Regions from separate parts of the Homo sapiens genome. Here region 1 is linked to region 2. A link is a loop called in an ENCODE intact Hi-C map of the cell type or tissue named here. Cell type or tissue: ascending aorta. All regions are shown on one strand. Each heading gives the region's core, and the rest is flanking DNA. Links, peaks and the distances in the headings are about the cores only. Region 1 overlaps SLC38A4-AS1 (SLC38A4 antisense RNA 1). Region 2 overlaps SLC38A4-AS1 (SLC38A4 antisense RNA 1).

What was found. A loop is a pair of places that touch in the nucleus more often than their neighbours do. Peaks named below come from ENCODE experiments on the same cell type or tissue, not always from the same donor. Only the 100,000 strongest peaks of a DNase experiment are listed, where the experiment ranks them.
Region 1: a loop joins it to region 2, with 1.9 times the contacts of the local background. A loop is called at or near these places in 2 of 110 quality-filtered maps.

Annotation. Positions count from the first base shown.
Region 1 is chr12:46,602,211-46,615,566 of GRCh38, forward strand. All of the region lies in intron 3 of SLC38A4-AS1 (SLC38A4 antisense RNA 1), which reads left to right. Among named protein-coding and RNA genes, the nearest start is that of SLC38A4, 220 kb to the right of the region's middle. RefSeq lists an enhancer at 1,999-2,518. In ascending aorta, for the core only: no CTCF peak of the experiment used is centred there; no DNase peak of the experiment used is centred there; H3K27ac peaks cover 3,524 bases.
Region 2 is chr12:46,464,854-46,481,467 of GRCh38, forward strand. SLC38A4-AS1 (SLC38A4 antisense RNA 1) reads left to right here. Exons shown (of 4, transcript NR_125380.1): 3 at 5,300-5,409. All of the region lies in intron 1 of LOC124902923 (a long non-coding RNA gene), which reads right to left. Among named protein-coding and RNA genes, the nearest start is that of SLC38A4-AS1, 89 kb to the left of the region's middle. RefSeq lists a silencer at 5,605-5,654 and an enhancer at 8,970-9,169. In ascending aorta, for the core only: no CTCF peak of the experiment used is centred there; a DNase peak (open chromatin) is centred at 8,988; H3K4me3 peaks cover 1,094 bases; H3K27ac peaks cover 2,173 bases.

The sequences.
Region 1 (13,356 bases), core at 1,187-9,186, 130 kb after region 2:
CATTCCATTGCCTCTGACTTCTATGGTTTCTGTTGAGAAATTTGTTTCATGTTCCTGAGAAGGCACTTTTTTTCTTGCTGGTTTCAATGTTTCCTCTTTGTTTCAAAAATTTGATTATATCTCAGTATGGTTCTTTTTGAGTTCAGCATGCTTGGAATTTGTTGAGCATCTCAGAAGCGTAGATTTATATTTCCCATAAAATGTGGGCAGTGTTCTACCATTATTTCTTCAAATAAGCTATCTCCTTTTCTCTCTTTCTTTGTGTCTCTTCATCTTGCTCTCTTTGTTTTGCTCCTCTGAGACTCTGAAAATATGTATGTTAGTCTGCTTGATAGTGCACCACAGCCCCCCTTATACTTTGTTTACTTTTATTCATTATTTTTTCTTACTGCTCCTGGGATTGGGCACTTTCAATTGCCCTATCTTTAAGTTCACTTGTTCTTCTGCCTGCTCCAATTTGCTGTTGAAACCATCTAGTGAAATTTTCACTTCAGCCATTGTATTTTTTAAGTATCAAAAATTTTGTTTGGCTACTTTTTGTAATTTCTACCTCTTTGTTCGTAGTCCCTGCTTGTTTATACATCATTCTCCTGATTTTCTGTAGTTCTTTGTTCCTGGTTCACTCAGTTTTTTGATTACATTTAAGAGAGTTAATTTGAAGTCTTTGTCTAGTATACCCAATGTCTGGGCTTCCTTAGGGATAGTTTCTGTCAACTTCTTTCACTTTTGAGTGAATGGGCCAAACTTTCCAGTTTGTTTGTATGCTTTACAATATTAAATTGAGAACTGGACATTTTCACTATTGTAACATGCAACTCTGGAAATCAAATTCACCTCCTCCTTGGGGATTGCTGTTATTGCTTGGTGAGGGATGGATGCTGTTGTTATTTGTTTAGAAAATTTTGCCTGCATTTTTTCCTGAACTATATTCCTTGTGATGTGTAGTCATTGAGTTCTCTGTTCCATTTTCTTGTGATCAGCCATTATTCTGATAGAAATTTCCTTAAATTCCTAGATTCAGTAGGAAAAGAAAAAAGAAAAAGAAAAACCCTGAGTAATTTCTCGTTAAATTATTTTGGGAAGAGGGAATTCAGGATGGCTAACTAGAGGCATCCAGCACTTACCTCGTCCACAAGGAATAACCAAAATAGCAAGCAGATAATCACACTTCCAAGAAAGCATCTAAGAGAGAACACTGGAATTCAACAGAGAAATTACAGGAAACACCCAAGGCATGGACGGAGAAGGAAGCAAAGTAGCCCAGCTCAGCCTTTGATCAGCTGGGATCCCAGAGTCACTCACCAGTGTGGGGAATGGATAAATGAGAGATACCCAGTGGTCTACATTTCCACCATGGACTCCTGCAACCCTAGCCATTGGAGAGCTCCTCAAGCATTGCTGACCTTGGGACTAGCAGAGAGAGCTGCATAGATATCACATAATAACATTGCTCCAGAGAGGGAGTTCACACTGTGCTCCAGACCATCTTCTGAGTCCTAGCAGCTGCAGCACAATGCCACTTTGAGAGCCTAGTCCCCACTTGCCTGCATTCTGCCTTGGGGCCCAGCAGCCCCTGCATCTACACATCCTTGAAGCCACACTGACATCCTCCTTTGTCTACCTGGAGGTCTGCAGCAGTGTAACACTGGTTGGACTCAGGGGAGCAGTAGGGTTCCCAGCACTCTAGCACACATAATGTATTGTGTCCTGGAAAATGCGTGGTGCAATGCATTGGGAAAGCTCTCCTTGGGACAAACATGCACTTATCAGAGCCCAAAATCCACTTGCCTGGGGCTATTGCCACTGACAGGAACCCAGTCCTCACCAACAATAGAGCTTCAGTGCCCTTGCACATGCTCTGAGGAAAAGCTCTCTCAGCCTACAACTGCTGACACTGCTGCTGCTGGGGGCAAAGGTGTGCACAACTGGCAGCAACCCCTTTACCCCCAGCAGCAGGGATGCTGCACACTGGCACGCACACTGAGGGCTGCTCTCCCTGCAGCTACCATTGCCACCATCAAGGCTACCATTATTGGGGGCTGAAGCATGCCCTCCCCAGAGCCTGACTGCTGCTTGCCTGTGGCTGCTGCCACTGGTAGCAACCCTGTTTCCCCAGCAGCAAGGCCATAGTGCACTTGCCTGTGCCCTGAGGTGGGGTCTCCTTGTTCACTGCAGCTGTTGCTACTGCCACCCAAGCATTCCACTGGGGAACCTCGAAATAAGACCATCTTGCCTACCACAGCCTGTGCATGTGTGCACCACTAGGGGACCCAAGGATGGGTCTATCTGGTCTGGCACTCCCCCTGTTCCTCAGTGACTAAACACAATTTCCAGGAATCTGGATATTGCTCCCGCCATCCACCATTGTTGGCATCTGTGCACTTCTCCTGGGAGCTTGAGGATGGCTCCACTTAGGCTACTGCTACCATTATAGCCGGTATCCATCTACATCTACCACCTGGAGGTCTTAGTACTGACACACTTAGCCTGTCAAAGCAATTCTAACACAAGCCTGTGCCCATTGGTTGTCCTACCACTGCTACAGCCATCACTCACATCACACATGCTGCCCAGGGGCCAAAAGACCCACCTACCTGCCCAGCTATTGTTGCCACTACCAGCACCTGAGCAGCCACCTGGAGGCCCACGAATTGGCTTACTTGGACCCAGTAACATTGGTGCTTGTGTACGCCACCGAGAGGCCCAAGGACAGGCATGCTTAGCATGCTGCCACCACCACTTGGACTCAAGGACAAGTTCACCTGGAGTCCTTATGCCAACAAAACTGCACTACGGACTACACTGACAACCATAGCCTGTGCCACTGAGGAAGTCACAGACACTACTGATGCTGTCTAGAGCCAAAGAAATCATACAACGACCAAACTACTGCGTATACTCAGAATCAAAGCTAAAGTGTCCTACCCAACCAAAACCATAGATACATCTTCAAAAAAACATCATTCCCTAAAAAAGCAAATTCAAAAAATCAGAAGAAGCAACTGTTACACTGGATGGCAGATACTAACATAAGAGCACAAGAAATATGAAAAAGCAAGGGCATATGACACTCCCAAGGCAGAACGTTGGATACCCTTTGCAACTTTGGGCTTGTGTCTCATCCATGATAGATGGTAGCTGATGTAGATGACCTGGCAGTAAAGGACCCTCTTCCCTATACTCAGCATGTTGAGTAGAGCAGCAAGTACTAGAAACAATTCATCATGTTGTCTCTTGTGGGAACCAAGGAACTGTTCATGGCCAGAGGTGGTGAGCCTGGCAGACTTTAGCCACCCGACTTGCCTCAAGCTCTATCTGGTTACCCCAAATATTGAAGAGACTAATTATGACCAATATAATCCATTGTTAGACTGCCAGAGAGCTCAGAATACTCTTTGTGAGCCTCTGAGTTTGTCTATAAATGCTATAAAGGTTTTGTTTTGTTTTGTTTTAAAGCTAAACATTATATGAGTATATATGATCTCACCTCATGGATAAGTAACCCAAAAGCCTGTAAAGAGCAGATTTTGGATCCAGATTTGTTTGACTTTAAAACCCTCATTTGTCACCTCTTTCTTGTGTTGCCTCTATTTTTATGAGAAGAGGTATCAAGTGATCAAGCAGGACTTCTTTGAGGAGTAGTATAGGGTTCATGCTGAGTTTTGAAGGCCTAGCAGAATTCGGAGAAGCAGAGAACAGGGGAGCGTGCATCTCATGTAAGGAAAACAGCAGATGTTTCCATAGACACTGAAATGGTTTTCTAAAAACAAATTTGGGGAGAACAGTGAAGATTGTGTGTAATCGTTCTCCATTTGAGTGGTTGTCTTTAGCTGATGTCTTATGACTTTTTTAAAAGTATGATTTTAAATTTTTGTGGGTACATAGTAGGTGTATATATTTATGGGATACATGAAATGTTTAGATACAGGCATGCAATGTGTAATAATCACATGATGGAAAATGAGGTATCTATCACCTCAAGCATTTATCCTTTGTGTTACAGGCAATCTAATTATAGTCTTTTAGTTATTTTAAAATGTACAATTAAATTATTATTGACTGTAGTCATCCTATTGTGCTATCAAACACTAGGGCATATTAATTCATTCTATTTTTGTACCCCATAACCATCCCCACCTTCCCAGCCTCTGGTAACCATCACTCTACTCTCTATCTCCATGGGTTCAACTGCTTTGATTTTCAGATCACACAAATAAGTGAGAACATGTGATGTTTGTCTTTCTGTGCCTGGCTTATTTCACTTAACAGTTGCATCCAAGTTGCAGATGACTTAATCTCATTCTTTTTTATGCCTAAATAGTACTCCATTGTGTATAAGTATCACATTTTCTTTATCCATTCATCTGTTGATGGCCAATTAGATTGCTTCCAAATCTTGGCTATGGTGAACACAGCCACAACAAACATGAGAATGCAGATATCCTTTTGATATACTGATTTCTTTCTTTTGGGTATGTAACTAGCAATGAAATTGCCGGATCATATGGTAGCTCTATTTTTAACTTTTAGTTTTTGAAGAACCCCCAAACTGTTCTCCATAGTGATTGCACTAATTTTCATTTCCACCAACAGTGTATGAGGATTCCTTTTTCTGCACTTCCTTGTCAGCATTTGTTATTGCCTGTCTTTTGCATAAAACCCATTATAACTAAGGTGAGATGATATCTCATTGTAGTTTTGATTTGCATTTCTCTGATGATCAGTGATGTTGAGCACCTCTTCCTATGTCTGTTTGCCATTTGTATGTCTACTTTTGAGAAATATCTATACAAATCTTTTGTCCATTTTTTAATTGGATTATTAGAATTTTTCCTATAGAGTTGTCTGAGCTCCTGATATATTCTGGTTATTAATCTTTTGTCAGATGGGTGGTTTGGAAATATTTTCTCCCATTCTGTGGGTTATCTCTTCACTTTGTGGATTATTTCCTTTGCTGTGCAGAAGCTTTTTATGCCATCCAATTTGTCCATTTTTGCTTTGGTTGCCTGTGGTTGTGGCATATTACTCAAGAAATCTTTGTCCAGACCAATGGCCTGGAGATTTTTCCCAATGTTTTCTTGTAGTAGTTTTATAGTTTGAGGTCTAAGATTTAATTCTTTAATCCATTTTGGTCGATTTTTGTATATGGTGAGAGATAAAAGTCTAGTTTCATTCTTCTGCATATGGATATCCAATTTTCCCAGTATCATTTATTGAAGAGACTGTCTTTTCTGCAGTGTGTGTTCCTGGCACATTTCTTGAAAATCTCATCACATTTTTTTTTCTCACCAAATTGATAAATCTGTTCCTTAAAGCAGAAAGTCCAAACAATGGAAGGAAAGTGCCCTGAGCAGAGTCAGACGACTAGATTCTTGGGCTGGCTGTGTGATCTTGGGCAATTTATACAACTTCTCTATTAAGGTATACCTTTGACACTCAAATTCAGTTCATCTGCTTCTCAGAGTAATGGACACCAAACAGCCCTAAAAATCCTTTTGTGGACTGACTGCTGGGGCTATTCATTGTATTGATTATAGTACATCAGCCTTGGATGTGTAAAATAAATTAAGCCAATCAGGGCTACAAATGACAGAAGTATAATTTTCTAAAAGTTATTCCATTATTTCAAAATCCTTACAAATAATCCTCCTCTTTTAAGTAGTTCATTAATTATTAAAAATAATGTTGGCTGGGCGCAGTGGCTCACATCTGTAATCCTAGTACTTTGGGAGGCCGAGGCAGGTGGATCACAAGGTCAGGAGATCGAGACCATCCTGGCTAACACGGTGAAACCCCGTCTCTACTAAAAAATTAGCCGGGCGTAGTGGCGGGTGCCTATAGTCCCAGCTACTCGGGAGGCTGAGGCAGGAGAATGGCGTGAACCTGGGAGTTGGAGCTGGCAGTGAGCTGGGGTCATGCCACTGCACTCTAGCCTGGGCAACAGAGTGAGACTCTGTCTCAAAAATAAAAAATAAAAAATAATAATGTTGGTGCACTTAGCCATTGAAGGGTCTATTACTAAAACCATTGTTTGTTTTAGAAACACCATTCTTAATCATTCAGGATATAAAATTTTATCTCAGAATTCTCTTGATGTGTACTTTTATGTAGTCTCCTAAGTGGGCTCCTCCTTACCAAGAATAGAGGCTTCTCGGATGGGGCAGTTTGAATAAATGACCGCTCTGAGAGTGTCTCCTTTTTTTGTTGTTTTTGCCCTCTGTCTCTAAAGATGGCAACTCTGACTGGCCAAAGAGGCTTTATTAGCAATAGGTTAAGGTACTGCAGTGAAAAGGCATGTAATTGCTGGAAGGCCTAAGCTTTGGGAAAGTTTCTGGCCACAGGAGGAAGTTCTGCTCCTTTTATTGCCTGTTTTAGGAGAATTGTTATGATCAGTGCAATGAATAGTTTTGGTTGTAGTAGAAAGCCAGGAAAAGTGTGTTCTAAATTAGAATCAGATGACTAAGGGTGAGTGAGTACACATTTTTAACCCACTTTCTTCATTGAGATGGAGCAGATTATACATATGTGTTTTGGGAAATCAAAATAATTTTTAGAAATTGATCAAACCTCAGTATTTAAACAAGATCACATGACAGTTGTTGCTTAGAGAGCAAGAATGTAGCTAATTCTTGATTCCCTCAGAAATGAGTAGCTGCCTTTCTGGTTTCTGTGGATTATTCCTGCTATTGAATTCTCCCTGCCATCTCCTTATACTTGGGCTTTTGGGCCCTTTACTTGCTTATAACCTCCTCTACCAAAAAGGACTGGCAGCCAGGGCTGGGGAAAGGCAGGACAACAACCCCCAGTTAGAGATTTGGTTTCTAATGTTCAGTTCTGGCAAAAGTTCTGTGGTAAAGGAGACAATGCTTGTAGCCATAAAATGTGGTTTGGGGGCTGTCCATGTTGTCCTTCCTTCTCCTTCCTCCTTACCACACATAATCAGGAATTGGCTGTCTAGCAACTCTCCTACGCTCTAGGAAAAAGCAGTCTGAAGGTGGGTGGGGAGGAGGAACAGGACTGCTTTCCCCACTTTCTTGATGTAGATTCTATTCTTAAGTGTGCAGCGTTCTCTCCACTGAGCTATTATCAGAGGACCTGCAGTTTTCCTCTTCCATAATTGCAATGCAAACAACTGCAGGGAGAACACACTGAGATTTGGAGAGCTGTTGTTGTTTCATTGTAAAATGGTAGCTGTCTTAGGAGATGGGACCACAGTTTCCTGTACTAGCTTGTGGCTGAACTTTGGCTCCTTAGTTGTGAGTTATCACTTTATCTCTAACCAGAGGTGTTTTTCTATTCTCATTTTTGCCTATGAGAACTTCTTTTTTTAAAAATAGAAATTCATCTTCATGTCTATGGGTACATTTAAGTGACTTAGGGGTTTGTGAGTAGATTGGTCATTGAGTCACAACTTTGCAGATTGTCTTTAAATATAGTGATAATGTTGATGATGACAACCATAATGATAAAGGTAAATTAAATCTACAATCCAAGCTAACCTCTTTGGAGCCTCCCATTCACTGGAAGTTATTGAGCCTGAGCGGGAAGAGCATTGTTGGAGAGACTGTAGTGTATGGGGCCAGACAGCCTGCTTTGGCCACTAGCCATCTCTATGGCCTTGGACAAGTTATTTAACCTTACTAAACATCAATATTCTGGTTTGATAAATAGAGATAATAATAGTGAGGATATTTACAGTGGACATTTGCCATTCTTTTTGGTTGTCCAGTGTGTGGAGTCTCCCTCCTGTGACTCAGGAATGCGTTCACTATATAATGTCAGCTACTTGCTCTCCCAGCCTCCCTTGTAATTATGGTGTGGGCACCTGCCCCAGAGCTGCAGTTAACAAATGACTTCTCACAGTGGATGGTGGTAGAAGAACCAAGTTCAGGAGCAGCAGTGGTGGCAGGGATGGTAGTCCCAGTGGTTAGCACTACAGGATGCACTAGCCAATTCCCAGAGTAGCAGTGGTCACCTCACCAAAATGGTTCAATTGTGTGATTTTTAAGCGGTACTCCAGCCTGTAGAGCCTCAAAAGGGTTCTCCAGCCCTTCCATAATCCTATAAGCTGCCTGATATCCTCCTTAAATCAGCCCAAATTGGTTTCTATAGCTTGCACTGTAAGTCCCAATTGGTACAGTATCTCAGTGAGGTGAATATTAAATGAGATAATACAAGGAAAGTGTTTGGCACGGGGGCATAACACCTAGTAGATGCTCAAGGAATACTATGTTAATAATAGTAATAGTATTAATAGTAAGAGCAACCAGAGATTAGACTGAAAAGAGACCTAAGGTGTTGTCAGCTTTGTAGGAAGAGAGTTTAAAGGTTAACTGCTGGATGGAATCTATCAATGTAATTTTGGTTATCATAGAATTAACTAGACTTAGCCCAGCTTCCTTTTTTATTGATAAAGAAGGTTCAGGGGCATTGGGTAAATTACTCAGTGCCAATAGCTAGTGAATGACAAAGCCAAGCTGGAGGCTTTTGTACTGTCTGTTCTCTACTCCACTGCTCCATGCTATTTAAATTTAAAAACTTAACAAACACATGTGTATGCATGGATTAAGATCTGTGAGGAACTAAGAAAGAACTATGGTTGGTACCTGGAATTGTTCAACGCCATCTCTCCTGATCATCATTGAACCTGGTGAAGCAGAACACGCACATGCCCAATTAGAGAACAGAGTGAAAAAGCACAGTGCGTGCTGGGCCCTGTGGCTAAAAACCACAGACAGGACAGTCACTATGGCTAAAGTCAGGGAAGATCTCATGGGAAGGTGAGAATTGAAGCTGATGTGTGAAGTGACTTTTACCACCTAAATAAGGTGAGGTTTATTTTTTTTTTTTAAAAAGTGTTAGGGCAAAGCCAAAGTTAGACATTTACTGTGGGTTTACTTGTTTGTTTTTGAGAGGGCATCAGGGTAGAACTTTTAAAAATACCATGGAAATTATAGGATATAAATTATAATGTGTAAATTTTAAAAAGTCTTAAAATCTCTGCTGAAAACAGAGGGCTGTTTTGTTGGTTCTTAACCATCTTTGGAAATTTAAGCCATACTCAACATGTTTAAAAGATTAATAAAAATATATTTATGGCATTTTTATATCATTTGGTGGCATTTGTGTTTTGTTTCGTTTCGTTTTGTTTTGTTTTCGAGATAGAGTCTTGCTCTGTCACCCAGGCTGGAGTGCAGTGGCGCAATCTCAGCTAACTGCAGCCTCCGCCTCCTGGATTCAAGCGATTCTCCTGCCTCAGCTTCCTGAGTAGCTGGGATTACAGATGCCCGCCACCACATCTGGCTAATTTTTGTATTTTTAGTAGAGATGGGGATTTCTTCATGTTGGCCAGGATAGTCTCGAACTCCTGGCCTCAAGTGATCCACCTGCCTCAGCCTCCCAAAGTGCTGGGATTACAGGCATAAGCCACCACACCCAGACTCATTTGGTGTTTTTAAAGCACATTTATGGGCATGATCTTTGATCACAGAGACAACAATGAGAGTTGGGTAGAAATGTTTTAAATTTAAAGAGGGGAAAACTGAAGCTCGGAAGGCCTAAATGGCGTGTTTACATCATAAAGTTGGTTTATTTAACAAAATTAAGTTCAGATTTCTTGACTTTGGGTCTAAAATTCTATTTGCTAAGAAACAAAAAGTCCTTGTGTCAAAAAGCAACTTTAGAAACATTGCATATTTTCATAATAGCCTCCAACTTTAGTTTGCTTGGATATGCTTCTCTCAGTATCTGAAAGCTGCTTTACCAGTGAATATAAAGGAATTTCTACACCATTGCCAATTCCAGATTGTCTAAATTGTGTTCGTAAACTGCATCTATTGGGTTTCTGATTGCTGAGGACTCCAGGCTGTAGCGACGTCATGAACCGATCTTACAGGACTCAAGATGCTTGCAGATCCTGACAGTTCCTTCTGGAATAGACTGCCAAAGGTAGTCGAAGATTTTTGTTTTGTTGTTTTTTTTTTTTTTAAAGCTAGATAATCCCACATTTAGAATTTTTCTCAAGGGAGAACGTCGATGTATTCCAGTCTGTCAAAAGGTAAAGAAAGTTATTTTCTTCTTACTAGCTAAAGAAGATAATGAAAAGAGGAATCTGAAATTTGAAATCTCCAATCCATAGGTAGATGAAAAGAGGAATCTGAAATTTGAATCTCCAATCCATAGGTAGATGAAAAGAGGAATCTGAAATTTGAAATCTCCAATCCATAGGTAGAAAGTGCCAAAAATCACACTTCTGGGTTGTTTTGATTTATTTGTCCTAAGAAATTATCCTTCCTCCCCTCCCCTCCCCTTTCCTTCCTTCCTTCCTTCCTTCCTTCCTTCCTTCCATCTTCCTCCTTTTCTTTCTTTCTCTCTCTCTTTCACAAATAAGACTCTCCTTAGCTGGAAACTATATCCTGCTATGAAATTGTGTGTTCATCCAGTTTTCATTTTACTTGAATTTTCAGCAGCATTGAACACTATAGCCCCACTTCCGTAATCTACACCTTTTTGAAACACTATTTTCTTCTGGCTTTCAGCCTCTACTGGTCTTTCAACTAAATTTTCTCTCTGTTCTTCCTTAATTCCCTTTCAGACTCATGCTACTCTATATGACCATTAAATATCAGAATTCCCAAAAACCCATTCCTGGGCCCTGTCCTCTTCTTGCTCTATACTTCTTCCTCAGGCAAACTCTATGATCAGGATTGAATTCCTGCCCACATGGCCATGACTTGGAAATGTGTATCTCCAGTCCATGTCTTTCCTTTGAATACCAGGTCAAGCATGTCCTCATGTATCCACTTGGTCATCTCAAAAACATCTTAAATTCAACATGAACAAAACAAATTCACCATGTTCCCTCTACTAACCCTGACCAACACTCACTATTCCCAAATCTCAGTGAACATAACGGCATCCTGCAGTTGTGGCAACTTGGGCATCATTCTCTCTCAAATCCTGTATCCAATCCATCAGCAGCTGTGATATTTCCCATATTTCCCATCCACTTCTCTCCATTTGTGCTGTCACCACTGGTCCTGACTTCCATCGCTTTTCACCTGGATGGTTGCTGGAGCCTCCTCACAGCTCTGCCTACATCTTTTCAGCATTCTTCCACCATCACAGATAAACAGTGTAGTTCAAGTTGTGATGATATTGACATAAACAGCCTCCAATATACTAAATCCAGGCACCTAGTAAATATTTGTTGGCTGTTGTTTTTTTTCCTGTAAGGTGGGATGCTTATGGCCTGGGATCTGAAACAGGAAAAGATCATCATATGATCATTACCTCTAACTTCAGTCTCTTTCTTCCCCTCCTTCAAACCTCAGAGCAAAGGCCAGAGAAATCACGTTTTTGCAACAATATCAGGGACAAAATAAGCTGAAAGAAACAATGTTGAGAACAGGCTGAAATAATCAGTGATACATAATTTCAATCTTAGCTCAAAAGATTGGGGGAGGAGGAGAAGAACAATTATAGGAGTTTTCATCAAAAGGTACAAATACAAAGAAAGACACATACAATTATGGGTGTACTTATGCACACCAATAATACACACACACATACACACGCATACCCTGTACCCAGTGCTTTATCCATGCTGGTACATAGTAAATGAATGTTGAACAAATGAATGAAACAAAGCCAGCTCCTTATCAGGTTTGGATAAAATATTGGCTGCTTGTTTTTGTAGGTCACCAGAAAATGAACCGAAAACAAAATAAATTTACTAGTTAAGATGCATTCTTAAATAATTCTTTTTCAAAATTATTCTAAAAAATATTTATCCCCCAAAGTTCTTAGAGCTGAATAAGACTACATGTCTTTAATTCTTTTTTTTTTTTTTTTGAGATGGAGTCTTGCTCTGTCGTCACCCAGGCCGGAGTGCAGTGGCTCAGTGGCTAGATCTCAGCTCACTGCAAGATCCACCTCCTGGGTTCACGCCATTCTCCTGCCTCAGCCTCCCGAGTAGCTGGGACTACAGGTGCCTGCAACCATGCCTGGCTAATTTTTTGTATTTTTAGTAGAGACGGGGTTTCACCGTGTTAGCCAGGATGGTCTCAATCTCCTGACCTCGTGATCCACCCACCTTGGCCTCCCAACGTGCTGGAATTACAGGCGTGAGCCACCACGCCTGGCCCTTTCATTCTTTTACTTGACTCTATCCCATATTTATACCCTCTCTAATATTTCAGTTGTGATCCTCAGAGGTAAGTATCCCATTTTCCCACTTTATAGACTAGGAAACTGAGGCGTATGCAAAAGTAACTTCAGAAAAAGGTACATAATTGCACAACAGAATTTCCCTTAAAGTATGATCTTCCAATACTAGTAATGTGCCCTTGAATCAATAATTTTTTAAAAAATACACAGTAAACATTGAATTTTCTTAAGAGTTCAATTCTTCCTAAATTCATCTATAGATTCAATATATTCCAAATCAAACTGTCAGCATGCTAGTTTTTAGAAATTCAGAAGCTAATTATAAAATATATATGAAAATGCAAATTACTGAATAAATTTAAAAAGAAGAACAAAGTTGGTGGTCTTATGTTACCCAATTTCAAGACTTTATATAGTGTTAAATAATCAAGACTGTATGGTAGTAGTGGAAGGGTAGATATATAGATGCATGGAACAGAAAAACCCAGAAATAGACTCTTATATTTATGATCAGTTGATTTTTTACAAAGATGGAAATTTGATGGGGAAAAGAAAGTTTTCAACAAGTGATGGTGGAGCAACTGGATGTTTGTAAGGAAACAATGAATCTTGATTCTTACCTCAGATACAAAATGAATGTTGTCATTCATTCAAGAGATAATGAGTGTGCCAGGTGAGAGGGGGTCTTGTTGGATAATCTCCAACAAGTCTGCCCACTGGGAGGAATGCACATGGGGGTGGAACCTTGGGAAGTTTGTGCCATTTGCAGTGGGGAAGAGCCCGGCCCCTCCTCTTCCTGTGTGGAACCTGGGACTCAAGCTGCGTGTGGCAAGTACTCTAGCAGGGACTCTGGCCTTGCGAGAGTCCCTGTTTGCCCCTTTTCTTCCTTTTCACCTAATAAAACCCTGTCCTACTCATCATTCAAATTGTCTGTGAGCCTGAATTTTCATGGCCATGGGACAAAGAAGCTCATCTTTAGCTGAACTAAGGAAAGGTCCTGCAAAAGGATTTCCTATGTACCAGCAAAAATGGATGGTAAATGTAAATTTAAGAACCAAAATGATAAAAATTCTAGAGGAAAACATAGGAGAAAATTTCTATGTTCTTGAAGAAGGCAAAGAGTTCTTAAATGCCCAAATAATGAACCATTAAAGAAACAATGATAAAATGGACTTTGTCAAAATTAAA
Region 2 (16,614 bases), core at 4,245-12,244:
AGAGTCCATAAATGAGTCCCATATCTGTAGTAGAGTCTCTGCTCACCTCTGGATTGTTAGGTAAGAGAGAAACAAATTTCTATGTTATGAAGACATGATACTTTGGGGTGGGGGTGGGGGTCTTTTTTTTAAAGAAGACCTTAGCGTATACCCTAATTAATATAGAAATTTGAACCAGAAGTGGGGCGTTGCCATAACAAAAAGCTAAATTTTGTGTCATTGAATAGCAACAGGCAGAGGGTGACATGGGCATGAAATTTGATCTAGAAACATTGGTAATACTTGTTATTCTGTGATACGTAATTTGCTAAAACAGTTGCCTATCATAACTTGGAAGACATGCCATACACCTGCTGACCTTTAGCTCAGTGAGAAAAACTTTGCATATAGATATATATTGGCTAGTCCTCACTACTTTTAACAATGTATTATAAGAAGCAATGGAAGTTATGGAATTATTAGCCAGCAAGCAAAGATAGAAGAGAATATAGCTCTGATAAGGGAGGTTCTTATTACCTATGGCTTGTAATCTAATGTGCTTGAAAGATTCAGTCATGCAGAGTTGGAAAATCTGTTTGTATTGCAAACAGCAGTAGATAAGTTTGATGATGGTGGCCTTTTCCATGTGCCTTCTGTTAAGTATTCAACTGCCAACTATTCAGTGCCTTCAGTTAGCTGGACAATTGAAGCCAGTCCAGAGCAAAGATTACACTGAAGATGCTGCCTTCCTGTTTCACATGGTTGCCACTAAAGTTAGCCAACATTAAATGAAAGGAAAGAGAGACAGGCTGAGCACAGAGACCAGTAGATAAAAGAGAAGACTTGGCTTAAAAACTGTGACCAGGGACAAACTTTGGCTATTCTGACTTTCACATAGAAGCCAATAGATTAGAATCCTACTCAAAGATAGGGGTGACTGTGGTGTTTATTTGCAAAAAGAAGTGTGTACATAGATATTGGGAGGAGGGGTAGACATGGCAGAAGTGGATAATTTACCCTAGTAACCATTCTTGCTTTCTTTATCTAACAAAATGCACCCCCCACCCACCTAGTTTTAGCAGGATGCATGGTTACCTACCTAGTGACTATATTCTCTTAGCCTTCTTTGTGACTAGGGATTGCTCTGTGACTCAGTTATAGCCAGTAGTACATGAATGGGAGTTTTTTTTAAGTATTGGAACATCATTGGGTATTTATTCCACTTCCCTTTCTGCAACTGGCTGAGAAATAGCAAACAATTGGAGTTGCCTTGGGCCAAAGAGAGATGTTGCATATTGATGACAATACAGCCACTCCACGTCTGTGATACCACCCACTTCTGTATTGTTACATAAAGAAGCATAAATTTCTGTCTTATTTAAGCCACTCTATTTTTTGAGTGTCTTTGTTTCAGCAGCTTAACTGTAGTCTAATGAGCATATAGGCTTCTGCACACTCTCAGGTTCAATATAAGAAAAGATAAACAACTTTAAGTATTTGAAACGGAAAGATATTTTACAAAACTGGCCGACCAGGGGAGCTACCAACTCTGAGACCAGCAATGGAGCTATGCCAGGGTCAAGAACCTAATGCTGCTACTATTGTTGCCATGGCTTCTGAACACTGGGTCCTGGGACGTGGTGCTAGGAGCCTTACCCTGTTTGTCAGCAGAAATAGCCAAGAAGGGATAGGAAGGTGGTGTCTGCCTTCTATATCTTCATGCCACACTTGTGTGTATCCACCTTTTGGGACCCAAATTCCTTCCAGGACTCTAGCTGCAGGGAGATCTTGAAAATGTTGTTTTTGTCTTTGCAACCTCACCAGTGAGAATGAATGGAAATTGAGTGAACAAATCCATAGTTCCAGCACTCATCTCATCGTTAAATGGAGGTGGTATGTTACCCACTTCAAAGGGCTACTGGAAGAATTAGATGAGATTTAATAAATGGGAAGTACATATATATGTTTGGTACATATTAAAAATTAAAAAAATACAGATACTATATTATAATATCATTTAGTTACTTAAAATATCATGCCTGTTTGCCACATTCTTGTCTCTTTCACAAAAATGATTGGCTGGCTAGGGACTGTTAAGTTTGATAAGAATCGCTTTTTCTGTATAATAATATAAAAGTAGCAACATCTCTATTATTACAAAAACTACCACTTGAAGGTAAATTTTTTTTTTTTTGTGAATGCTAAATAAAGGAAGTGAGAGCCCTCCATGGTTTAACAATAGAGGAGTAAGACTAGAGAAAGCAGCAGGGGTGCAATCATTTTTACCATCTTCAAGAATCAGCATTCTGTTTTGGAACAATGGAAATCTATGGAAGGATATTAAGTTGGGGAGAGGCATTATCAGATTTGCCTTTCAGGAAGCTGTCTCTGGTGAAATGGAGAATACATTAGAGGAGGGATGGTTAGTGGGCAGTTGCAGTAATTTAGGCAAGCAATGGTGGTAGCTTAGACCACAGGAGCAGTGGCTCTGGGAGGGGAGACAAGCAGTTTGGGAGGTGTTCTCAGCAGAACTTGGTGATTGCTACCTCTGAATCCCGTCAAGGAAACTTTGGAGTAATAGAAAAATTTATGTTTCTCAATTAATATGTGCACAATGTCTGTAGGTGCCTTTGGATACTTATTACCTGGTATGAATGAAAAGCCTGATTCTGATTCATACAATTAAATGAGAATAAAGGAAGATGATGTCGTCATCTTTTGTTGGTTTACAACTATGAAGGAAGGAAATATTTTATAAAGTTTTCTATGAACTGGGACCAAAGTTATTTAATGTCTGAGTGTGAAAGGCTTTGAAAGCATAATTATGCTGCACTGTTAAGTGTTAGTGACCAAAGTGTTGATAAATTGCTTCATGTTAAATGACCAGACATTTTAATGATTTAGACATTTTACTCAGGCTACCCTCACAAGATACCTTGCACAGGGAGGCCCCATGTTAAAGTATAGAGAACGATCTGGCTGCATATACTGCAGATAATCTTCCTAGAGCCTCATTTCACCAATCTGTTTGGATCTTCAGTCAAGGGTAACAGCATTATGATAGTATTCTTATGGTTCCTTTTTTTTTTTGGAGATGGAGTCTCGCTCTGTCACCAGGCTGGAGTGCAGTGGTGTGATCTCGGCTCACTGCAACCTCCGCCTCCCGGGTTCAATCAATTTTCCTGCCTCGGCCTCCTGAGTAGCTGGGACTACAGGCGTGCGCCACTATGCTCAGCTAATTTTTGTATTTTTAGTAGAGACAGGGTTTCATCATGTTGGCCAGGATGGTCTTGATCTCTTGACCTCGTGATCCACCCGCCTTGGCCTCCCAAAGTGCTAGGATTACAGGTGTGAGCCACTGTGCCCGGCCTCTTACGGTTTCTTTTAAGTGGAGTGGATTATAAAGTGTGGCATACCCTGTTTTAAAATGGGTGATGTCTAAAGTAATTATAGGACATTGCAAAACTACAGGGATAGATATCAACTCAAGTGAAAAGAAGCTGTTCAGTTCCGTAGCAAAGAGTTCCTGTCATCTCTATCCCCACGTCACTGGTGGCGAATGTTGGCATTGCTGGTATCATTACAGGTAAAAGGTCAGTCACATTCCAACTTCCTTAGTCTTTAGTATTTCCTGTGCAGACTAAAAATATACTGGGAGAAAGTTGGCTGAGTTCAAAGGGTAGGAGAAATCTATTTCGTCCTGAGGAGCAGTGGCTGCACTTTTTTCAGTGTTTAATAGTGGAACATTAAAATAAATGAAATTATTTAAACAACTCCAGACTGTTTAATTCAATTAAAAAGCATTCATTGGATTTTTGCTTATGAAGATGTTCCTGATTCTTTTCTGCCTGCTCTGATAATCTAAGAGTTGATTTCCATCCTCCCAATCCTTCTTGAATCTAGCAAAAAAAGTACAATTAAGAATAAATCTGGGTCTTTGAAAGAGTATCTTTTTAGCTGTTACAATTTTTAGAAGGTTAATTGTTAAATATGTCATTTGTCTGTAAGTGTGGCTAGTAATTTTACCAATTTTATTTATTTACTATATATTTATTGAATGCCTACTACGTATAGGACTCTCTTGAGCAGTCAAAGTTTTTCAAGGACGTACTCTGCTGAGGACAAATTTTTCTAAATTCTCACAGTCCCTATTTTACATATAGGGAAACCGACTGTTCTCTAGTCAGGAAAAAATGAGTTACCCTTGGTGACAGAGGGATCACCTGATCAGAGATCCACGGATGAGCCAGATGAGTTGTTTCTCAATCTACCCCTCTTCATTAATTTTCATGTCATGTGTGATTACATGACTTAGAATAATGTAAAATAGCCACAACACATAAAATATTATTTTAAATAGGTATTCTTAAATAATTTTAAATAGGTATTCTTAAATAATTTGACAATAATCTTATGCTTTGCCAAGTCTTTAAAAAAATACAAGTTTAGATTAGATTCTTTAAAATAATATGCAAAGAAATAAGAGATATAATTTAAAAAGGCAAGCTTATTTCTAAAGATTTTCAACTTTTTGTGTGTTGTTATTAACAATGAATAGTTTATTAAAGTTTTTAAGGAATCTATTTCCAGCTTAAAATCATAGAAAAAACAAGTAGGAGAATTCAGGAGTGTGATTCAGAGTTGCTTAAAGAGCATGCTAAAAGTCAACTTTTTTATTCCTTAGACTTGATATTCACAACACATTTCCTTAAATGTCAGCATTTTAGTTCAATTTATTTTTTCCATTCATAGTTTATTTTTCTTTTCAATTGCAAAGTAATACATGTCCAGTCTCATGATATAAAAATGGATAATATAAAGTATGTAGAATAGAAAACACCATAATAGCAACCCCCCGTCTCCCCCATCTTTCTACCAATTCCACCTGGGAACTCTTTATTGTTTATAGTTTGGGGAGTACCTTTCCAAGGCTTTTGTCTGAATTTGCAAGTAATTCTATTTCTAAAATGCGACTGCATTTTGTGAAGAGAATACTGCATACCCTCATCCCACTTTCATGAGAAAGACCCTGCAGGTGAAATAAAGAGTGGAAGGTAAGAGCAAATTCATATTGGATTAAATAAAATCTCCTCAGGTCACTTTTGTTTCTGGGATTAGCTTTAGAGTATTCTCATTGTCTGCATTGTCTGCTATGGGCTGAATTGTGTCTCTCCAAAATTCATATGTTGAACCCCTAACCCACAATGAAACTGAATTTGGAGATAGAGCCTATAAAGTAATGATTAAGGTTAAATGAGGTTATAAAGGTGGGGTCCTGACATGAGTGCTTGAGCTCTCTCACGCTTTCTCTTACACAAAGGTCATGTGAGCACACAGCATAAAGGCAGCTGCCCACAAGCCAGGAAGAGAAGCATCATCAGAAACCGACCATACTGGCTTCCTGATCTCAGACTTTCAGCCTCCAGAATGGTGAGAAATAAATTTCTGTTGGTTAAGTCACCCAGTCTGTATTTTGTTATGGCAGCCCAAGGTGACAAATATTGTTTCTCCTTGATGGCTGTGCATTTGGAGGGAGCCTCTGTGAGCCCTGACTTTCCTCTAGGAGCAGGTTGGGTAGGAAAGTAACATCGACCAGCTGAGTGTAGTTCATACAGATGTGGACCAGACAGGGCGTGAAAGGTGGAAGGAGAGGACTGGTCCCAAAGGCCAAACACCAAGACTGAAAGGCAAGCTTAGGAGAAATCGACACTGTTAGGAGGAATTGACAAAGTAAATCTTATGACAAATTTCAAAATTAAAAAATTTAAAAACCCTAATAGAAATAAAACGTCTCATTTGGATAATGTTTTAAATCTTCTAAGTGCTTTTCTATCTGTCTTCTCATTGGATCCTCAGATTAACGTTTGAAGTTAGAGTTTATAATTATTATTTATCTAAGCTTGTCAGATGAAGAAACTAAGAGCCTAATAATTTAATTAAATGACTTGCGTAAGTTTTAACAGCTAATTTGCAACAGAGTAAATCTTATGAAAATTTCAAAATTAAAATATTGTCATAATAATGCAGAAAGTCTATTTTGGGAAGGCTGGCCAAAATTATAATGGAAATTTTTTTTATTTAAAGGGGCCCTTATTAATTTGCAAGGCTTTGCTATGGTTACCCACATGCTAAAAACTCCCACATGTCCATCCCCCTCTGACTTCGGTGAGCTCCAGGCTCATATACCCAGTGCTTATTTGAAGCTCCTCTTGTATTCCTCATAGGCATCATAAATGGAATGCAGAGTTAGCCAGGACTGAAGAACCCTCAAAAAAGGCTGTGGAAGAGTCCCCTTGCTATTGCACTTCCCCTGATTCTTCTGACCCCAACCCTGGGCATGGTCACCATGGCTCATAGACATGAGTCACTGAGTGTATAGGTGTGGATCTGAGGGATTTTGGATTGGTTTCCAAGCTTGTTTATAGATTTGACTTCATAATGGTGATTTGTGTTTATTTCAGTGCTTGAGTCAGGAGGTTTGCCTGACATCCTGAAGACCAAGGTCTTCTCTGTGGAGAACTATCTAGCACATGTGACAGCTCTGAGAGTGTTTTTAAGAACAGGTTGATGTGTATGCTCTGTATTAATTTTTTTTTATAGATTTGAGGGTGTGTAGTCATCCATGCTCTTTTTGATCTTTGGATCTTTTGCTGCATTCTTAGTTAAGTTTGTAATCTACATTAATGGCAACAGAAGGGTAAACTGACTAAGAGGGTTATTACACACTGGTTTGTATTGCCAAGGGAGGCAGCACAATCCATTTTCCTGACGGTTTTGGCACGATCCTTCCTGGCACCTCAGAGATGGGCAATGTGATGTTATATACACTCTTGTGCTTGGTTATTAATCTGGGTGTTTTGGATGAACATAAAGTAAAACATGCAGGGAACCATTAATGTATTGTATGGGGAGGTGAGGTGGTAAATCATATCTCAGCTTCTCATCCATAGTGATTCATTGGGAACATTTTTCCCCATGCTTGGTTCCATGAGCAAATGAATGAAATTTCAGTCTCATGAAGATTTCCACCCATGAGCAAAATTTTATTAATTTTTTGCCTGTTCCAAATTACAAATTAGCTTTATTATTCTTGTTACTATTCAAATAGAACACCATACAATACATTCAGTTTCTCTACTTGATCCAATTTCTTTGAAAATTTAACAAATATAATCAAATAGACTAAGCATAACAATTTTTATCAAATTCCACATGGTATTTATTTGGATTGGTGTGTGTTATTTGGTAGGTCTCTATTTACCTATTTTGGAGGAAACCATTATTTCTTCCTTTTATTTTTATATATGCAATGTCCAATTTCAGAGTCTCATTTGCCTGTGAATTGAGAGAGTTCAGTGGACTCATGGAAGACTTGGGTTCTGGCTTTCGACTGCTTTTTTGCTTCCATGCATCTCTGATATTCTTACTCCTAGTAAAGATATCCTAGTAAAGATAACCTCCCACTAAGAGTCAGCAAACAATCAGCAGAAAAGATTGAGTTTCTCCCTTTCCAAAGCCAGTTAGTCAGTCAACAAACAATTCCTAAGTGCCCACCAAGCATTGAGCTCACCCTGGAGACACTGAGGCAGACAATCGTGATTGTGCAGAATCAGTTGGAACGAGGTTATCTGGATGGTGGTAAGGGAGACAGAATGAGAGGAAACAGAGGATTTGCACATAATTGATATTTTCAGTTAGATGAAAAAAATACATTTGAAGTTTGGGATTCAGCATCCCAAATCTAGAATAAGGGACCAGGAAGGCCCCTGCGTGCTTTATGAAGATCACTGATAGATTGTTACCGTGGGGCCCATGGGAGTATCAGCAGGAGGGCAAGCCACACAAAAATAGAAAAGAGAAAAAATGTCCCCAAAGTATGTATATAATTGCAGTTTTACACTTAAAAAATTTTTTCTATATATGCAAAGAAGGTATGTTTTAAAAAAGATTGATGATTGTTAGAGCCAGAAGTGACTTTAGGAATGCTTGGATTTAGGAATTTTCTAACTTTGGTGTACATCAGAATATCTTGGGAGTTTGTAAAAATAAATACCAATGCACAGATCCTAACCTGATGGCCAAGATCTGCTTTCCTAGGTAACTCTAAAATATACTGAGGTTTGAAAACCACTTATTAGTCCAGTTTTTATTTTACAGAGAAGAAAACTGGCATCCAGAGGGGTTAATATACTCACCCACGGTCATATCAATTCCCTTCCTAGTTTAATCTCTATTGGCTGTGTGCCCAGACAAGAAAAAAATGCATCCACTTTGGGAATTGTCCAGAGATAATTTTTTTTCCTGTCTTATGATAGAAAAGAAAGGAAATGTACAAGCAATTTGGGAAAAAATTACTACATATGTATTTGTGAGTATAGTTGCTAGACATATAGATATATATTGCAATCAGGTAGCATAGATTCAAGTTGCCCTGAATATACACTCCCCTTAGATATCTTTTATGGCTATAAAATTTTATGATAGATGAAACTATTAATAGATATTTTCTATTTTCTCATTTTTGCCTACAATTAAGAAAAAGATATTTATTTTTCGAACTATCCACGCCAGGGATTATACGGTGTTAGGCATAGTTAACTGAATTTCATCATCACCCCTAATATAGGTAAGTATGCCAGGCTTATTGTTTTAGATGAGGAAACAAAGAGAAGTGTCATACTTATCACATTAAAATATTAATAAATTTATTAGAATTATAATGGAAATGGAAAGTTCCTGACACTCTTGTTAGTGCTGGGCCTACAACCTCAGTTTTCATAAAAGATCTAGAGTTCAAGGTACCAAATTTTATCAAAATAAGTTTGGGTTTAAGTTCACCAACTCGCCTGTGGCCTACTCGTCCTTTCTGGCAATGATTAACACTAGTGTTTAATGCACGTTTTAAAGTGTGTTCTTTAAACTCTTTTACCAAACAGAACTTCCTTTTTATGTAATGAGTCAGCTCTCCGGGTATTTGTAGCCCGGGGAATTGCCTCTCCAGTGGTGGAGATACGGAGCCCAGCTGCCAGGGTAAACAGCCACTTCCTAATATAATTGCTCAGAAATGCTGGAGGAGAAAATGTAAGAAAAGAAATTGCTCTGTCTTGTAAACAGTCAACTGTGTTTTACAATAGCGTACCAGCACTCCAAATCATTCATCAACTTGAGTAACATGGCTGGATTTCACTGTTAGGTTTACTTGGTAGTCACATTAATCCTTCTCTTCTACATAATGTGCCAGATTTCTTTGATGACAAACAGTACACCAAGGGTCTAAATATGGTTTTAGGAGCAAGCTTTTAACCAGACTCAAACTTATCTCAGAGGCCATTTTCGCTTTCTCTCTTCTTGAGTGGGGCCAGAGCTCAAGTTTGACTCAGGACCATTTAGGGACTTTTTTCTTTATTTTAATTTTTCTAATGATATCATTACAAATTATTTTTTAAAATAGCAGTTAATTAAGATGGGAACTAAGCCAGAATCACATAATCATGGCCTGCAAAGAAGCTCCTAGGTTCATACATCAGTGATTTGAATTGTTCTGTTCCTCTCCGCAGGAGCAATGGTGCTGTTACCACTGTATGTGTGCTTTCTGTGCACACAAGAATGTTAAGCGTTCATCCAGAATTCATATTTATTTATTTATTTTTTCTTTTTTGAGACGGAGTCTGGCTCTGTCGCCCAGGCTGGAGTGCCATGGCTTGATCTTGGCTCACTGCAACCTCCACCTCCTGGGTTCCAGCGATCCTCTTGCCTCAAACTCCCGAGTAGCTGGGACTATAGGCATGAGGCACCATGCCTAGCTAAGTTTTGTATTTTTAGTAGAGACAAGGCTTCACCATGTTGGCCAGGCTTGTCTTGAACTCCTGACCTCAGGGGATCTGCCCGACTCGGCCTTCCAAAGTGCTGAGATTACAGACGTGAGCCACTGTGCCCAGCCCAGAATTCATATTTAGAGAAAAACTTTCGGAGGTGATTTCAACTGATCATTGATCAGTCTTCCCACAGTTGTATACTGTTAAGTGAGCTTTATGTGTATGTGAGTTGGCGGTATCTTCATTTAATTTGCTGGATATTGATATTTTTAACTTGTTAGCAGCTGTTAAAAAATTCAAAATGTGCACATACAATATGTTGAATACAAATATCCTTCTTTCTTTTATTTTCCAGCCATCTTATTCCTTTCCCAATCACTGTTACTCGTTTCTTATATATACTTATAGGGGTATGTTGCATATTTACAATCATATGCATATATAAGGATATGTGTATATATTTTTTAATACAGGTGATCGCATACTCTATACACTGTTCTGAACCATACTATTTTCCCCTTAACCATGTCTTGGAGATCTTCCCATCTCAATATTTAATAATATTGTCTTAATCTTCCACCATGGGACATTTAGTTATGTTTAATCTTTTGCTATTACAAAGATGCATTTTCATCTGTGGGAATATATTTATGGGATAAATACCCAGAAGTCAATTTCTGGTTCCAACAATATGTGTACTTTAAATTTTAGTGATTATTGTCAAATTGCAAAAGGTTACAATAATTCATATTCCCACCAGCAAAGCAAGAATGTGCCTGTTTCTATAAATACTTGCCAACACAATTTGTTAAATATTTTGATCTGCTTAAATTTACATCTTTTTTATTATGAATAGTATAGTGCCTATTTATAATCTAAGTCATTTGTTTTTTCCTTTTCTGTGGGTATTCCAATCCTTTGCCTTTAATTTTTTTTATTGATTTATAGTAGCTCTTTATTCAGGGAATAAATTAGTCCTTAGTTTGTCATGTAAAGTACAATTTCTTTTGATCTTACCTATGATGTTTTGAGGTATACAGAAACTTTTATTTTTTATGTAGTCAAATGCATTTAATATTTGATATTATAGCTTCTGAATTTTATGGAAAAATTTAGAAAGGCCTTTTCCACTTTTTTGAGGTTATGAAAAAATTCTTCAATCTTTTCCCCTCCTGGTACTCTTATAGCTTTATTTTTCCATTTTAAATCTTGGTGTTACAGGAAAGGGGTCCCGATCCAGACCCCAAGAGAGGGTTCTTGGATCTCACACAAGAAAAAATTCAGGACGATTCCACAGTGCAAAGCAAAAGCAAGTTTATTAAGAAATTAAAGGAATAAAAGAATGGCTACTCCATAGACAGAGCAGCCCTGAGGGTGCTGGTTGTCCATTTTTTTGGTTATTTCTTGATGATATGCTAAACAAGGGGTGGATTATTCATGCCTCCCTTTTTAGACCATATAGGGTAACTTTCTGACATTGGCATGGCATTTGTGAACTGTCATGGCACTCGTGGGAGTGTAAGCAGTGAGGATGACCAGAGGTCACTCTCGTGGCCATCTTGGTTTTGGTGAGTTTTGGCCAGCTTCTTTATTGCAACCTGTTTTATCAGCAAGATCTTTATGATCTGTATCTTATGCTGACCTCTTAGCTCATTCTGTGACTTAGAAAGCCTTAATTTGATGCAGCCCAATAGGTTTCAGTCTTATTTTACCCAGCTCCTATTCAAGATGGAGTTGCTCTGGCTCACATGTCTCTGACATTGGTGTAGCTGGAATTTTGGGGGTATGTAGAGTGAGGTAGGGATCCAGCATTTCCCACCAGATGGTTGTGAGGACCTTCAGCATGTCTACTGAGCTCTATATTTAGGTCAGCCCTGGGCTAGGCAGGGTGTGGCTGGAGAGCAGGTGTAACCCTGCCTTGTAGAGCTACACTGGATTCTGGAGGGCACATTCCATTGCCCGTGTGTCTGCAATAAAGGCACTGGGGGGCTCTGCAGAGATGTTAGGGGACTTATGGGAAGAGGAGAATATTGACTTATTGGAACAGAGTGGGGGTGAGTGGCTATGAGCATGGTGGTATAAATGGAGCAGTCAAGCATTTCAGATAAAGAAAAATAAGAACCTGCTTTTGCCATTGGGAATGAAATTAATGTCAATATTTTGTATCCCTGTTACCTCACTACACAGTGATAGAGGGCATTTAAAAATTTGATTTAGGACAACTCTGAACAGGTTTTTGAGGGTTTATGTTTATCTAACTTCAAATAAATCTAGTAATACTAACATCATCTTATGCACCTATAAATACAAGATTGGGAACTTCCAACAAATGCATAAGGCTCAAATGAGGGTGGTGCCAAAAGGCTACAACTTTGCTTTAGATTTTATACATTTGAAGGTCCAATAAGTCCCATAAAATGGCTATGTTTTTGTATTTTTCTTTTAGTCTGTGCTGGATGTTTGTTTCTTTCAGCTTTAAGTGTTCACAGGAGGGATGAAGTAAGATTCTTATTACTGAAGTCCTGATGTGTTAAACAGCCCAATTAGAGTAAGAGATTCTCCAGTCATTTCCAGGACATTTGCTGACTGGTGTCACTAGAAGTTCATGGGCTCCACCTTCAACTGGATCCTCTGTGCTGCCCCATAATCCGGCTTTCCTGGTCCGCTCCCTCCTCTGTTCTCACCTGACTGGAGTACGTATCTATCAACATTTTGCTTTTCCATTCCTGCGGTGCCCTGTGATGGAGAGAAGTTTTGGCTTTCTGATTTTTGGAAAACTAGGAACAGGCTTCTGAGGGTTTATGCTCATCCAAATGTAAATACAACCTTGTTTATTTTTTTTTTAATGGAGGCAATTCCACACATTCCCTACCCTCTCTTCATTCACAGCACAAGCTCTCCTTCTGTGTCTTAGAGAAAAAAGAGGCCATCAGAGAGGAGCTCTGGCAACATCTTGCTATAGAGCCTTGTAGTTTGTCTCTGCATTTACCTTTTCTCCCTTTCCCCCTCATTAAACAAGAGAGCATTCCTTCCTTTATCCAAGGCCAATCACCCCACCTCTTACCTGGATTTTGTCACCTCTCATCTTCTCAAGAACCCTGCTCCTTTAACTATCCTCTCTCAGTATATCAACTTTTACATCAGTATATAGTCACCCTCAGAATGTCCTATCTTACAAGTAAATAAATAAGCAGAAACATTGCCTTGACTGTGTCTTCTTCCCTCTGATTCATAGCCAAACTTCCTGAGAGTTGTCTATATTTACCTCTCCTTTACTCTCAGTCCTCAGTGTTCTATAAGTTCACTGAAATGATTCTTGCCAACATCTTTAACAAATTTTCAGTCTTTATTCTTCTTGAAGTTTGGGCCTTTTCACAACTGGGACCTCTCCCTCCTTCTTGATGTGCTCCTTTTCCTTCCCAAGACTCCTCTCTGGCAGCTCCTCTGGTGTCTCTGAGACTCTTCCTCCTGTGCCCATCTTCCAACACCAGGCTTCTTCGGGTTCCCTCCGAGCTTCTCATTTCTCCTGACATTATGTGAGCCAGCCTATGTCCAGTGCTTCAAGAACAACCCATCTGTGGTTAAGATCCTTGAATTTAGAGCCAGCCACATTTGGATTTTACTCTCAATTCCTACTCTTACATGTTTTGTTATCTGGACAAGTCACTTAACCCTTATAGTCTTAGTTTTCTCATCTTTAAAATGGGCACAACAATTCCTACTTCACAAGGCTGTAGTTGGGGGTAGATTTTATTAAATCAAATAAATTTTATAAAATCACTTCATTTATCCATTCAACAAACACATTGGAGTCTATATTATATTACAGGTACAGGTACTTTTTTTTTTTTACTGTGACATACAATAAATAATACAATTTATAATGCCACCTAGGACACACATACACAAGCAAATTTTCATTAAGAAATTCCTGGCTAGGTGTGATGGCTCATGCCTGTAAACCCAGCACTTTGGGAGGCTGAGGTGGATGGATCACCTGAGGTCAGGAGTTCGAGACTAGCCTGGCCAACTTGGCAAAACCCCATCTCTACTAAAAATACAAAAATTAGCAAGGTATGGTGGTGGGTACCTGTAATCCCAGCTACTCGGGTGGCTGAGGCAGGAGAATCACTTGAATCCGGAAGCTGGAGGTTGCAGTGATCAGAGATCATGCCACTGCACTCTTCAGCCTGGGTGACAGAGTGAGACTCTGTCTAAAAAAAAAAAAAGTGCTGAGCAAAGAGGGAAAAGCCCCTTATAAAACCATCAGATCTTGTGCAAACTCACTCACTATCATGAGAACAGCAGCATGGGGGTAACTGCCCCCATGATTCAATTACCTCCCACCAAGTCCCTCCCATGACACATGGGGATTAGGGGAATTATAATTCAAGATGGGGTTTGGGTGAGGACACAGCTGAACCATATCATTGGGCCTGATTAATCACCTTATTGCTGAATATTCCACCTGAGAGCTCTGTGGGCATTTCAAACTCAGCTTATCCTGTATTGAACATTCAAAGGTTGTTCCTCTTCTGTGCTTCCTATTTCAGTGAGTGGCACTACCATTTAACCTGATGTTCATTTTCCACTCCTTTCTCTCCCTCATTCTACCTTCCTATCAATTGCAAAGTCCTGTCATTGTCATTGTCCCTTCTAGATATCTGTAGAATATGTCCACTGGTCTACATCCTTGTAGGATATCTGTTTAATTCATAGACTCATAGTGGTTTCTTTGCTTAGTCTATTTTTTTTTACGCTGCAGCCAGAGTTATTCTAAAACATAAATACATCCAAACCACTCTTTGGCTTGAATCTAACCATGTTTCAGGTAGTTCTCAGATTAAAGTAAAAACTTTTTTAACAAGAACTTGCAAAACCCCTTTTTACCAGACTTTGTGCCATACGCAAACCTATTTTCTGCAACTTGAGAATGCCTTGCTCTCTATTCTTCAGTTATCTGCAAATAGTATTTCTTCTGCATAGGATTTTCTTTACTCCATCCTCCCAACCTTTTGGATGACTTCCTTGATCCGTAGCTTAAGCATCACTTCTTCCAAGAAGCCTTCCTGACTCCCTGGGCCATGTTTGATTTTCCATCCGGTTGCTCTCAGTGCACTCTGAACTCTTCCCATGGTAACATTTATTATGCCATACCATAATTACCTATTTACAAATATGCACAAAGATAGGAATCAGTTTACCATGTTCATTTGTGCATCCCCAACTTCTAACACAAATCCTGTCATCAAGCAGATGCCCAATTAATATTTGCTGGATGAATTAAAGAGAAATAACTTGGATTCAGGTATTAATGATAATTGATTATTATTAGCTATTGGTTCATATGAATAGTTGGTGTTCGTTGAGCATGCTTAACATTTTATTCTATCTCTTTCATCCTTAAAACAACCAATTAAAGACCGGCAGTATTATCCTCACATTACAAATTAAAATCTGAAGCCCCTGAAAGTTTAGAATAACTTGCCCAAAGTTATGTAACTGCTAAACAACAAAATCAAAATAACCTGGGGCTACCTAAGTGAAACACTCATTCTTTTAATTTCTATACCAGGTATGATGAACTTTCTGGATCTCTTTGTTCTCATAGAGCCTTCACAGAAGGTGGGTAACCAGAGAGGGATGTTGCTTAAGTCAGAGTCATCCTGAGCTGAGCCGTTATCTGTTCACCTATAAGGCCAGCTTCCATTTGCTGGGCCTGAAATGGAGCTCAAGACTTCAATATTTTCTTCAGTTTGTTTGGATGTATGTCAAAAAGCTTTTCTGAGAGTAAGCCTCCTAGTAGGTGCTGACCGAATGCTCCAGCAGTGGGCTCCTGTGTACCAAAGGGACATTGATTGATGGTGTCCACAGAGAGAGGGACACGAGGAGTCTGGAAATTGAGGTGTTGATCATGCTTTGTCAGGAGGCATTTTGCATTCTCTTTGTGATTACTAATCCATTTGGGGAGTGGCCTTGTTTTTCATAATATTTCAGGAACTACCACAGTGAATTGTGATCCTGGGATTTACATTATCATTGTAGCTCAGTGGAAATTCTGATAGACTATTGTTTCAGGACATTTTGGGGATTCATAGTCTAGTGATTTGATGTGACTTTAGGGATTTTGATTATGCCATTTTGGCCTGTGCCAGTCATCTTTATGATGGGTTGAACAGTTAAATAGAATGTCTTCCTCTTGTAAAACTCCAGACATATGCCAGATTTCATCTCATGTATTCTTCACTGCATCCGTCTTGGGCAAGAGAGTGGCAATTGTTCATTCTTTTACAGTGAGAAGGACAATGGGGGCCAGAGAGGTTAATTGGCTTACCTCATTGGGACATCCAGATTACAGTAGCTCAACATCATGAGTTTATGTTTCTGAATCAGACTATTTCATCTTACTGGAAGTGAAATGCACACTTTATATTTAAGGGTCCACAATTCTTCCATATATTTGCATTCATTCATTCATTCATTCAATGACTATGGAGAAACTACTCTATGCCAGGTACTGAGGATAGAGCAGGAAATAAGACAGACAAGCTGTTAAGGAACTGATATTCTTATTGAACAGAGGGAACAGAAAACATCACGTAAACATATTTAAATTTTTCATTTCAAATAGTAATGTTCTATAGATAAAATAAAAACAGAATAACAGGATAGAAGGTACCTGGGATAGATGAAGAAACAATCACCAAAAAGCTTCCATTAGTTGGTATCATATGAGCTAACAGCAAAAGGATGAAAAAAGCCAACCTTGAAAAATCTAGAGGAGACCATTTCAGACAGAGAGAACAGCAAGGGCAAAGGC